Linked DNA regions of Homo sapiens: region 1 is linked to region 2. A link is a contact called in ENCODE Hi-C or POLR2A ChIA-PET data. All regions are on one chromosome and are shown on one strand. Each heading gives the region's core, a stretch centred on a gene start or an enhancer-like site at or near the end of the contact. The rest is flanking DNA. Distances are from core to core; before and after follow the strand shown.

Evidence for each region. A loop is a pair of places that touch in the nucleus more often than their neighbours do. ChIA-PET counts read pairs that join two places held with the same protein, here RNA polymerase II (POLR2A). Pooled maps may share reads with other maps.
Region 1: a loop to region 2 is called in a pooled map, with 7 times the contacts of the local background. The contact joins the promoter of TYSND1 here to the promoter of FAM241B in region 2. A Hi-C loop is called at or near these places in 7 of 50 pooled maps. POLR2A ChIA-PET finds 5 or more read pairs at or near these places in 3 of 52 experiments (CD4-positive, alpha-beta T cell, MCF 10A and activated CD4-positive, alpha-beta T cell).

What each region holds. Positions count from the first base shown.
Region 1 is chr10:70,143,555-70,149,205 of GRCh38, reverse strand. It overlaps TYSND1 (trypsin like peroxisomal matrix peptidase 1), which reads left to right and starts at 2,506. Exons shown (of 4, transcript NM_173555.4): 1 at 2,506-3,785; 2 at 5,234-5,364. The coding sequence starts at 2,620. SAR1A (secretion associated Ras related GTPase 1A) reads left to right here. Exons shown (of 7, transcript NM_020150.5): 7 at 1-1,917. RefSeq lists silencers at 2,735-3,044, 3,375-3,604 and an enhancer at 3,195-3,244.
Region 2 is chr10:69,627,273-69,632,974 of GRCh38, reverse strand. It overlaps FAM241B (family with sequence similarity 241 member B), which reads right to left and starts at 2,728. Exons shown (of 4, transcript NM_145306.3): 1 at 2,662-2,728; 2 at 1,428-1,495; 3 at 1,136-1,266; 4 at 1-185. The coding sequence starts at 1,231. RefSeq lists an enhancer at 1,300-2,185.

The DNA of each region.
Region 1 (5,651 bases), core at 1,257-3,756, 520 kb before region 2:
CTACTCAGGAGGCTGAAGCAGGAGAATCGCTTGAATCGGGGAAGCGGAGGTTGCAGTGAGCCGAGATCGCGCCACTGCACTCCAGCCTGGGTGACTCCCATCTCAAAAAAAATAAAAAGTACTGGAGGTGTCCTGTTGTCCTTGTTACTGTGAAAGGATGCCATGGGTTGTATGGGCAAATGAGTTGTTTTGTTTGAGGCAGAGTGGAAAATAAGATTAGGCTCAGTCCATGAGCCTAGCACTCAACAGATCTTACTTTGGCGTTCTGGCTGTGACTTGGGACTTCTTTTTACCATGGTCTGCTGTAAACACAGAAAAACCCAATGCCTAACAGTTCATGCTGGAGTCTTGAGCGTTGAGGGAGAATCACTGGACTCGAGAGAGAAAGTTTGTTTGTTTGTTTGTTTGTTTGTTTTTTGAGTTGGTCTCACTCTGTCGCCCAGGCTGGAGTGCAGTGGTATGAACATAGGTCACTGCAGCCTTGACCTCCTGGGCTTAAGTGATCCTCCCATCTCAGCCTCCCAAGTAGCTTGGGACCACAGGGTTGCACCACCGTGCTCAGCTAGTTTTCAAAATTTTTGTAGAGTTAAGGTCTCATCATGTTGCCCAGGCTGGTCTCAAACTCCTGGGCTCAGGAAATTCTCCTACCTCAGCCTCCCAACGTGCTGGGATTCCAAGTGTGAGCCCCTGTGCTCCACCAAGAGAAAAACTCTTTGATTGCTAGGAAGTTGGGATAAAGAAATTGTGCTGTGATCAAGCCACCTTCTGTGTCATAGAACCAAAAGAAGACCGCCTGCTATGGCAAGATGGCCTAATTTTATTCCTGCCTCATACTATCATGGATAATCGTTTTCCTTTCTCTAGCAGGTTTGTGTCACTGGGAGTACTGGGAGCATTATCCTGTGTTGTGCTGGGGTTATACCAAGCAGTGTTAACTTTATTTAAAGAATTCAGGCAGAAAGATTAGAGAATTTAAGTAGCAATTGTATATGGTAAGCAATACAGTAACCTTAATAAAAATTAATGATGGCCGGGTACGGTGGCTCACGCCTGTAATCCCAGCACTTTGGGAGGCCGAGGCGGGCGGATCACAAGGTCAGGAGATCGAGACCATCCTGGCTAACACGGTGAAACCCCGTCTCTACTAAAAATACAAAAAATTAGCTGGGCGTGGTGGCAGGCGCCTGTAGTCCCAGCGACTGGGGAGGCTGAGGCAGGAGAATAGCGTGAACCCAGGAGGCGGAGTTTGCAGTGAGCGGAGATCGCACCATTGCACTCCAGCCTGGGCGACAGAGCGAGACTCCGTCTCAAAAAAATAAATAAATAAATAAAAAATAATGTGTATTTTATCAATTCAGTGATAAAGCAGACCTTTGTAAACTGTCTAGCTTGTGGTGACTGATTGAGGGTATCATGAAGCTCCGCGCCCCCCCACTCCCCGACATACTCGTTCATCCTCCTCTGTCCTAAAGCGTACTTCTTTGGAAAAGTAGAGCAGTTTATGTTAGTGTACACTAGAGATGGTAAACTATGCCTTGTGGGTCAAATCGGGCCTGCTGCCTGTGTTTGTATGGCCTGTGAGCAAAGAAAGGTTTTTACATATTTAAATGGTTGGAAAAAATATTTAAAGAATGCTATTTTTGGACACAAAAAATTGTATGAAATTAAAATTTCAATGTCTGTATCTTTTTATTGGGACACAGCCACCGCCATTCCTTTAGCTTTTGTATGCAACAGCTGCAGAGTTGACTATTTGAGACAAGTTGTATGGTCCCCCCAAACTGGAACTGTTTCCATTCTGGCCTTCTACAGAAAGTATTTGGACCCTGGCCTAGATAAATCCTGGCTGGTGGTTATGTTATGTGAAATGTGCACACTGTAAAATATAGGCCTGTATGATTAAAATTTTTGATTTCAGCTACTGTTCATAGTCGATTTAAAGGGCAATTTAATTTACAGCAAATCCAGTTTCTCGGAGATTTGTGTTGGGGCTTTGGCAGCAAAAAAAAATCCTAGGAGTAATCTTGAGAGTTCCATGCCCCCTAGTGGATTGCTATAGGGTTTACTTTTAAATTTTCAAAACACTGAATTGGCCAAGGATTTCCTTGGTCCATATTATCCCAAGGGTCAGAGGCTGAAGGTCGCCTAGACCTGGGCAGATGCTCACAGGTACTGTCGTGGCCTGGGCAAATCTAGGCACGTCAGCGCTCATTTCTATTCCCTTTCCCACATTCCAGCAAACGAGACTAGGCTTGAAGGGACCCACCCTCCTCTCCTCTGATTCCTCGTGACGCCGCACTCCTCTTACTCTCCCCGGGGCTCATCCGGGGGAATGGGGCAGATTATGTCCCACCGGTTGGACAAACTAACGAGGGCGGGGAAAGGAAAAAAAAAATCAGAATAGGAAGCCAATCAGAGCTCGGTACAAGCCCAGCCAATCGGGTCGGGTCAATTGGGGCTTAGCCAATCGGGCTCGATGAGGAAGACGTGAGTCAGAGCTTGCGCCTCTCGCTTCCAGCTGTGGGTGGCGCTAGGCAGCTTCAGCCGGACCGGGTAGGGGTCCTCGCTCGCTAGCTTGCTGTTTCTCGGAGAAGCTCCCGAGTGTCCGGCCTAGAGGCCATGAGAAGGCAGTGGGGGTCTGCCATGAGGGCGGCCGAGCAGGCGGGCTGCATGGTGAGCGCCTCCCGGGCCGGACAGCCCGAGGCGGGCCCGTGGAGCTGCAGCGGGGTAATCCTGAGCCGTAGCCCGGGCCTGGTGCTTTGCCACGGGGGCATCTTCGTCCCCTTCCTGCGAGCTGGCAGCGAAGTCCTGACCGCGGCCGGCGCCGTCTTCCTGCCTGGCGACAGTTGCAGGGACGACCTGCGCCTGCACGTGCAGTGGGCCCCAACGGCCGCGGGTCCCGGGGGCGGCGCGGAGCGGGGCCGCCCAGGGCTGTGCACGCCCCAGTGCGCGAGCCTCGAGCCCGGCCCACCTGCCCCGTCCCGCGGGCGTCCCCTGCAGCCCCGGCTTCCTGCTGAGCTGCTGCTGCTGCTGAGCTGCCCGGCCTTCTGGGCCCACTTCGCGCGCCTCTTCGGGGACGAGGCAGCGGAACAGTGGCGCTTCTCGAGCGCGGCGCGGGATGACGAAGTGTCGGAGGACGAGGAGGCGGATCAACTGAGAGCGCTGGGCTGGTTTGCGCTGCTGGGCGTGCGGCTAGGCCAGGAGGAGGTGGAGGAGGAGCGCGGGCCAGCCATGGCGGTGTCGCCTCTCGGGGCCGTGCCCAAGGGTGCGCCATTGCTGGTCTGCGGCTCCCCTTTCGGCGCCTTCTGCCCCGACATCTTTCTCAACACGCTGAGCTGCGGGGTGCTCAGCAACGTGGCCGGCCCACTGCTGCTTACCGACGCACGCTGCCTGCCCGGCACCGAGGGCGGCGGCGTGTTCACCGCGCGGCCCGCGGGGGCGCTGGTGGCGCTGGTGGTGGCGCCGCTCTGTTGGAAGGCCGGCGAATGGGTGGGCTTCACGCTGCTCTGCGCCGCCGCCCCCCTTTTCCGCGCCGCCCGCGACGCGCTTCACCGCCTGCCGCACAGCACCGCTGCCCTGGCCGCCCTTCTGCCGCCAGAGGTGGGCGTCCCGTGGGGTCTGCCCCTCCGAGACTCCGGGCCCCTGTGGGCAGCCGCGGCAGTGTTGGTGGAGTGCGGCACCGTATGGGGCTCCGGAGTGGCTGTGGCACCCCGCCTTGTAGTGACCTGTCGGCACGTGTCCCCTCGGGAAGCAGCCAGGGTCCTGGTGCGCTCCACCACCCCCAAGTAAGCCCGCAGGGCTGACGCCACTTCATCCCTTTCCAGGTCTCAGATCTGGGTCCAGCCCTAATACTCTTGAGTATTGTGCAGGCCTTTCTTGTGTCACGCGGATGCTTTGGGCGTGTAGTGGGTAGAGACCTGGAACCCTCCCCTCATCCTTTATACCCAGAACCCCTGTGGGGAGAATCTGGGGCAAGGTGTCAAGCTCGAAGCAGCTCTGGATTTGGGTACTGTGGGACACCCTGAATCCGGAACAGGGCATCTTTGAGCTCCCCTCAAAGGCTGAGTTTCTTCTGGGCAGCTTCACTGTCTGATAGCCCTGCACGCCATACCCCTCGGTTCTCTGGCCCTTTGAACAGAGATTCCCTAACCCTGCTGCTTCTCCTCTGAAAGTGATAAGGTCCCAGAGGCCCAGGATGGTGCTCTCCTGGGGTAAGGAGATGGGTATGTTAATTTTATCCATCTTTTAGTGCTTAGCCAGAGCTTCCCGTCTGAGTGAAACGTGAGTTTCTACGTAATCAGAAGGTAGGGGGGTGGCCCACGCAGCTGTACATGGTTCAGCCCAGCCTTGCAGCCCAGGCTTTTCCAAATCTCTTCCTGAATCCCCAAGCTTAGCCAGGTGTGGGTAACACTGCCCAGTTTTGCCATAGGTGTCCCCACTGTGGCCTATAGGACAGCCATGACTTTATAGGGAAGACTGATGATGAAGGTTTGCCTATGGTGTGTGGCCCCCACCAGATTCCTTCCACTCCCCCCACATGCCCCTTGCTCCTAAGGAGACTGCCAGGTCTGTTGGAAGCTACCCCTGCAGAGTGTGTAGTAGGACGCCCCTGTCTGATCCCGGGCAAGTCACTTAACCTGTCTAAGCTGCCTCCCCGGGAGTTGACGCTGAATGTCGTGGAACGGAGCCTGTCACGTCGTGTGCTACAGAAGTGTTAGCGTGTACGTAAATAGGGACCCAGAGGAGTGAAACCATGTCATATCTGACCCACCAACTGACGGGATTGTTGTGGGTATCAACGAGGCAGTGAAGGAAAGTGTTGTGTTTGCCTTGGCTCCTCCCACTTTGTTTGGTGTTGGGAATGTTACTGAGCGTCTCTGGGCCTCAGTTATACCACCTAAAATGGAGATAATGCCAGTGCCTAGTTTATAGGGTCGTGAAGACTAAATAAAGTGATGTCCACAAAACACTAACACCAAACCTGGCCCACAGTGCTCACTAAGTGTCAGGTTGATTATTCAGGTACAGGAAGCTTTAGAGAAGTAGCACAGTTTGTCAACCACCTTTGGAGATACCACAGAATGGTTACATGACTTGCCCAGAGTTGCCTGCTGGTCGATTCAGGGCTGATACCCAGATCTTCTGACTTTTACTGTCACTCTCAGCTCCTTGATTTCTCCCAAGTACTGAGGAGTCAGAAAGCTAGCCTGTCATTTGTTTCCCTTGCTCCCAGGAGTGTGGCCATCTGGGGCCGTGTGGTATTTGCCACTCAGGAGACATGTCCCTATGACATAGCAGTGGTGAGCCTGGAGGAGGACCTGGATGATGTCCCCATCCCTGTGCCCGCTGAGCACTTCCATGAAGGTAAAGGACGAAGGGCGCAGCCTGAAGGAGGGCCCCTCTGAGCTAGGGTGGGCCTCAGGAAGGAGAATCAGTGTTGGGCATTCTCATGAAGTCAGGGTAGCATTGGTCAAGGTCCTTGGAGGCCTGCCTCCCTTTTTGTGCTGGTGGGGCACATGGAGTGCCCTGGGAAGGATAATGCTGCACGCCCTTTCCCCGAGTGCCTGCAGCAATGTAGTGTGAGGATGCTGGGCCTTTGGGGTTCCTTAACACTTCAGGCTGGTCAGAGAGGCATGTGGCACTTTCAAGGC
Region 2 (5,702 bases), core at 1,479-3,978:
AGCAGGATGGAGGTCACCGGCTCCACAGCATGGTTGCCAAGATGCCACTGCGGAAAGCCCATGTTCACCAGCTGCCGGTTGAGGTCATTGAAGGGGGACTGAGCAGCACCCAGCCTGGCACCTGCCTGCTGCTGGCGGGGGCCAGGACCCCCTGGGGGAGCACCATGGCCCCTGTTGAAGAAGCTCTGGAATGTGAAGACAGAGAGAGATGAATGAATCATTGGGTTGACGCACCAGCCAGGAATCAACCTCTCTAGGCTGCATCCTGCCCTTCCTACAGCCACCCAGGGTCACACCCTCCTTTCTCAGCAATCCCCCATGCCACCCATAAGAATCCCAACAACCAAGTCACAAGCTCTCAGAGCACAGAACATGCCAGTCTATATTCCTCACATCAGGCCCAGGACAGAGGAGAGAGGAAGTGGTTGAGGCAGGTTGGACTACAGGGCATGGCTCTAGGGCCAGCATTTTTAATACTCATCATCACTCCTTTCTTTTTTTTTTTTTTTTTTTTTTTGAGACGGAGTCTCGCTCTGTCACCCAGGCTGGAGTGCAATGGCGCGATCTCAGCTCACTGCAACCTCCGCCTCCCAGGTTCAAGCGATTCTCCTGCCTCAGCCTCCTGAGTAGCTGGGATTACAGGCATGCACCACCACACCTGGCTAATTTTGTATTTTTAGTAGAGATGGGGTTTCATCATGTTGGTCAGGCTGGTCTCAAACTCCTGGCCTCCTGATCCGCCCACCTCAGCCTCCCAAAGTGCTGGGATTACAGGTGTGAGCCACCGCGCCCAGCCACCCCTTTAAAATGATTATTCTGTGCCCAGGGCTCATCTCCTCCACTTCCTCTCCAGCTTCTGTCATCCAACCCACTCTTAAAAGAAAGACGCTAGCTCCAGTGAGGTTTGCTAACCAAGTTAAAGGAGAGAGAGCTCTTGGCTGTGAAGTCTGGGGAGGCGCCTGGAGAAAGGAGATCTGGGGAGGTAGACAATAAGCCACTGCATCTTCCCCAGCTCTCTGCAAAGAGGGCTTCAGGCTAGAAAAGGTTAGTGACCAGCAAGAGAGACTTCTGGAAGCTAGGAGTAGCCAGTACACAGGAGGCCATCTGTCCCACTCCACAGGAAATGAGTACCTACCTGTCGAGGAATGCTACCTCTTGGTGGCTGGGTAGTGGTCCTCACTCGGGGGTCGTCATCCTGCACGATTTCCCCATTGGCCAAGATCCGCACCATCCTCCCAGGCGCTGTGGGTCCCTGATGGGCTGCACCTGCATTGTGTGGTCAGGGTGGGCAGGCTAATGGAAGCCAAGTGGCACAGAAGTTCTCCCCACCACAAAACCTTTAGCTGTTAGTGATCTGGGACCAGACTCGTGAAGATCTGTGGAGGATTTTCCCCCTGACCTCAAAAAGCTTGAAGGAAAAAATTTACCAGAAATTGAGGGAGGCTTGCAGTCAGTGATGTTCACAGAGGTGACCCACGCTGAGTAGATGCTGTGTCTGATTAACAAAAAGGGGAGAAATAAAGGCAAGTTGTTTGCCAGGCAAAAAGATTTCAGACATTGAGTCCACCAGGAAAACTATCAAAAAGATCCTTGGCAAAGGAAGTTTTACTGCCAATCACTACACTGCCAACAGCACAACTGGGACTAGAGCCTCTGCTGTGGCCCACGCCCCGTGGAAGGCCCATCCTGCAAGGCTCACCTCACTCAAGCCTCACAACACTCCCCCGAGGAGGGTACTAGCGCGGCCATTGCACAGGCGGAGGCACAGGGAGACTTAAGTGGCCTGCCCGGGATCACACCTACGGACAGCAGAGAAGGAACACGAGGCCAGAAGCTCTGGTTCTAGGGCCCTCCCTGGGTACTAAACTGGGAGTCCAGGGCACCAGCATCCCCAGTGGGGTTCCAATTCCCTTCCACTAAAAAATGGGTCGAGTGTGTTGCTCCCCCAGGGAGTCAATGTCACCACCTGGGCCTTCCCCAGGAACACCCAGGGAGATGAGGGTCACTTCGGGGTTACTTTACAACCACTGCCTGGTAGCGGCAGACCATCCTAGCCATCATGCGCCTCGGAAGAGCACACCTTTGCTGCAGAGGGCACGCCCCTCACCTGTCCCTCACTTCGCAGGGAACACCAGTCCAACCTTGGCTAACGGGCGCAGGGCCCAGCCTTCCCAAAATATGGGAGGGGGTTGCTGCGGTGGCCCTCGAAAGGCTCCACTCCGCGGACCCCTGGACTGCGGGGCCCCTCCACGCCTCCCCTTGAGTCTGGGTAAAGGCCATTCATTCTCAGGAGATGAGCCTCAGTGTCCACCTACATTCCAGATAGCACTGGTGACATGTATGCCGAAAAAGGTCAGGAGCCCTGTGGTCTTGCCCGTAGCCTGGAGCCCGGGACAGGCGCGTCCCCCTCCTGAAGCCCGCTGGCCCTGGCGCAGGCCGAGCGGATGGTGGTCGCGCGCAGTCCCTTTGTGCTTTGTCATCGCGCCCCCGCCCGGTGGGCCACCCGCGCGCCCGGCCCGCGGCGCACCTGACATTCCGGGCCGGGGGCGGGAGGGACGCTGCCCCGGCCGCCAGCCCCAGCCTCTGGAGCCCGACACCGGCTCCAAGTCCCGGCCCGGGCTGCAGCGAGGGATGCGCTCCCTCCCCGGCGCGGCGACTCACCTGCAGGCGCGACTCCGGGCCTCGGCGGCGTCCACTCCCGGCGGCTCCAGGCGGTTTCCTCCCACCTGACCTCACAGGAAGCGCGCGCCGGAGGGGCGCGGCCCAGTGGCGGCGCACATCGCCCTCTGTAGGCCGCCTGAGGAATTGCACCTGCCCGGCCCAGGGTTGGGGGCGGCGCGGGGTGCTGGGGGTCGGGGAGATGGGGCGTGGGAAGGAGTGGGAGGTGGGGATGGAGAGAAAAGAGGATGGGAGGAGAAGACACGTGGAAAAGAAGGAGAAGAAGGAGGAGGGAGAAAAGAAGGAAAAGGAAGCGGCGTCCACGGAGGAAAAACCCAGGGGGTGGGGGCGCCCTGGCCTGGGAGGAAGGGCGGGCGCAGGCTCAGATGACCAGTGTTATGTTTGCTGACCCAGCTCCGTGGATGCCCCTTGAGTAGGACCCAACCCTGCCCTCTAGGAGTTCCAAGTTCAGTGGGGAAGATGAGGCAGGAACGGGGCAGAACCCTCTGTAGGCTTCCAGGAGAAGATGCGTTTGAGCTGGGGCAGGAGGGTAGGTAAGGATAGAGAAGGTCACTCTTGGCAGAAGGAACCACCTGCAGGGAGTGAATGATCCACCTCTGCCTCCTTCCTGATGTTTTAAAATCCACTTCTCCCCCACCACCTTCATAAGCTGCTCCCTGTGGACCTGCTCACCAGTGGGGGAGAATGAGCTGTGCAGTCCCACAGTCTGGGTTCAGGTTCTGGACTCTAGCAAGTTACTTAGCTGCTCAGTGTCACAAAGCAGGTGTAATCATAGCCTTACAGGACTTCTGTGAAGATTAAGTATGATGTCTCTGGCACATTGGCAATGTTGATAAACGTTAGCTATGATTATCATTTAATAAATGTTTGTGGGAGTGGCAGATATTTGTTGAGCATTTATTAGAACCCAGATTCTGCTAGCTGCTGGGCAGAAGGAACAAAACTAAGAGAGAGATTTAGACCTGGCCTGGAGGACTCATAGTCGGCCACCATAGTCTGATTATTTGATCATGAAACCTTATCAGCAAAAAATGTTTCACGGGTCGCTCTGGTATCTGTATCTTATTTATATGTTACTATTTTTGTTTGTTTCTAAATTACACATGTGTACTGTGAGAACAGATTGGCATGATGGATAAAAGGTGGCTGCTGGAGCCATCCTGTGTTTGAATGTTGGTGTGACTGCTTTCTGGCACTTTCGTGTCAAGTGCTTGGATGAGAGCCTGGCTGCAGTACATGCTCAACGGCTGCTGACTGTTATGATCATTACCTCTTCTACTATCAAGTCGATTGTAAAGCATGCACATTTTAAAAGCATAGGATGTAAAGTAAATATAAACCAAAATCCTAGTGCTTTCTCCCCACACCCCAGTGTGTTCCAGGTATGCCAAGTGCACGCATGAAAGCAGTAATCACAAGGCAGGATGCCCGATTGTCAGAGGTGGCCTGTGATCCCAAATCGCAATGTGCACATTGGAATTACCTGGAATGTTTAGAAACCATCCCAATACCTAGGTTCCACCCCAGAGATCACAATGTCGTTGATCTGGGTTACAATCTGTGCATGGAGACATTTTAAAAACCAGTCTTCTAATGAGCAGCTAGGGCCGAGAAACACTGCCTTCCATGAACAGAACCCCATAAGTAGGTCACGGAACTCAGGAGCCCCAAGAGGGAGGTAACCTCTGTGGGCTGGGAAACCAGGGGATACAGGCAGAAAATCATGGATGTTTTCAGGAAGATTTGAGCTGGTATAACTGCTGCCAGAGAGATACACTCCAGCTGGAGAGAACCGTAAGAGTCGAGAGGAAGAAGCAAGTCCCTACAGAAAAGTCAAGAACAGCTTTGGGGTGGGAAGTGATAGTGCTTGACTGGACTTAGAAATAGCCTATTATTACCAACTAAAATAGCCTAAGGAGGCAACATACCACTTTTGCTATCTCTCCACCTTCTTCAGGTGTCTCTCCTGCTCAAGAACCTGCAATGGTCCCTACTGTCTGCTCCAACAAGCCCCAACTCATTGGCAAGGCTTTGACAACCCTCCAACTCTAGCCCCAGCACACTGTCAGCAACTCCTTCCCTCAGCTCTGCCCACCTGGCCTCTTTGCTTTCCCTGAAGTAGATCACCCAAAGGCCTGCTTTGCTTGGGCCTGAATATCTGCTGGAAGGCCAGCTCCACCCAATCTAAATCCCTTCATCCACAAACGTGATTGTTTCATGTAATAATAATAATAACCCCTATATGTGCAGAGTCCTTACTTCCAAAGTGTTTTCCCAGAGACCACTTCATTCTTTTTTGGATTATGAAATAGAAAGAGTAGGTGTTATTATTCCTCTTTTACCAAGGTGAAATTGAGGCTCAGAGACAAGGTAGATGATGAGCCCAAGGTCAGTGACAGAGCCAGCGTTCAAATGAAGGCAGGTCCCCGGGCTCTGCATTCCAGGCTTTTGCATCCACCAAACAGACTCCCCTGAGTTCATCTCAGCTCTGCAGCCTCTTTACAATTGTGCCCCCACCTTCCCCAGTGCCATCAGCACAAGATTGGGCATTGGGTCATGCCTTAACCCCAACATGTGGTCAATAAAAATGTGCTTTTGGTTTTCTGTTCATAGCAGAGGTCATAATTTTTAAGTCAGGTGTCCTGGCCTGTTCTCTGACTCTGCAGGTGGGAACAACTGTTTCTGCCTCAAAAGAGAATGGCATGATGATAATGGTGATGTCATTTTAAATATATTAATCTATCTATCTCTTTCTCCTGCTATTTCCCCCTGTCTCTTTCCCCTACTCTGGCAGACACTATGCCTGTGTTTATTACTCAGAGAATGGTGTGGGAGAAAGGCAGCACTAGCTTGCCAGTGCCCACTGTTGGTGCCTCCTTAGGCCTGTGGCCATGGAAGACAGTATGACAGGGGCCTCTTCAGAGAAAACACTGGGAAAGGAGGAAATGATGGGAGCATAGGTGTTGTGTGCTGGATCTCAAAGGTGGGCATGAGGCTTGGGAAAGGGAATGGCCAGATAGTGA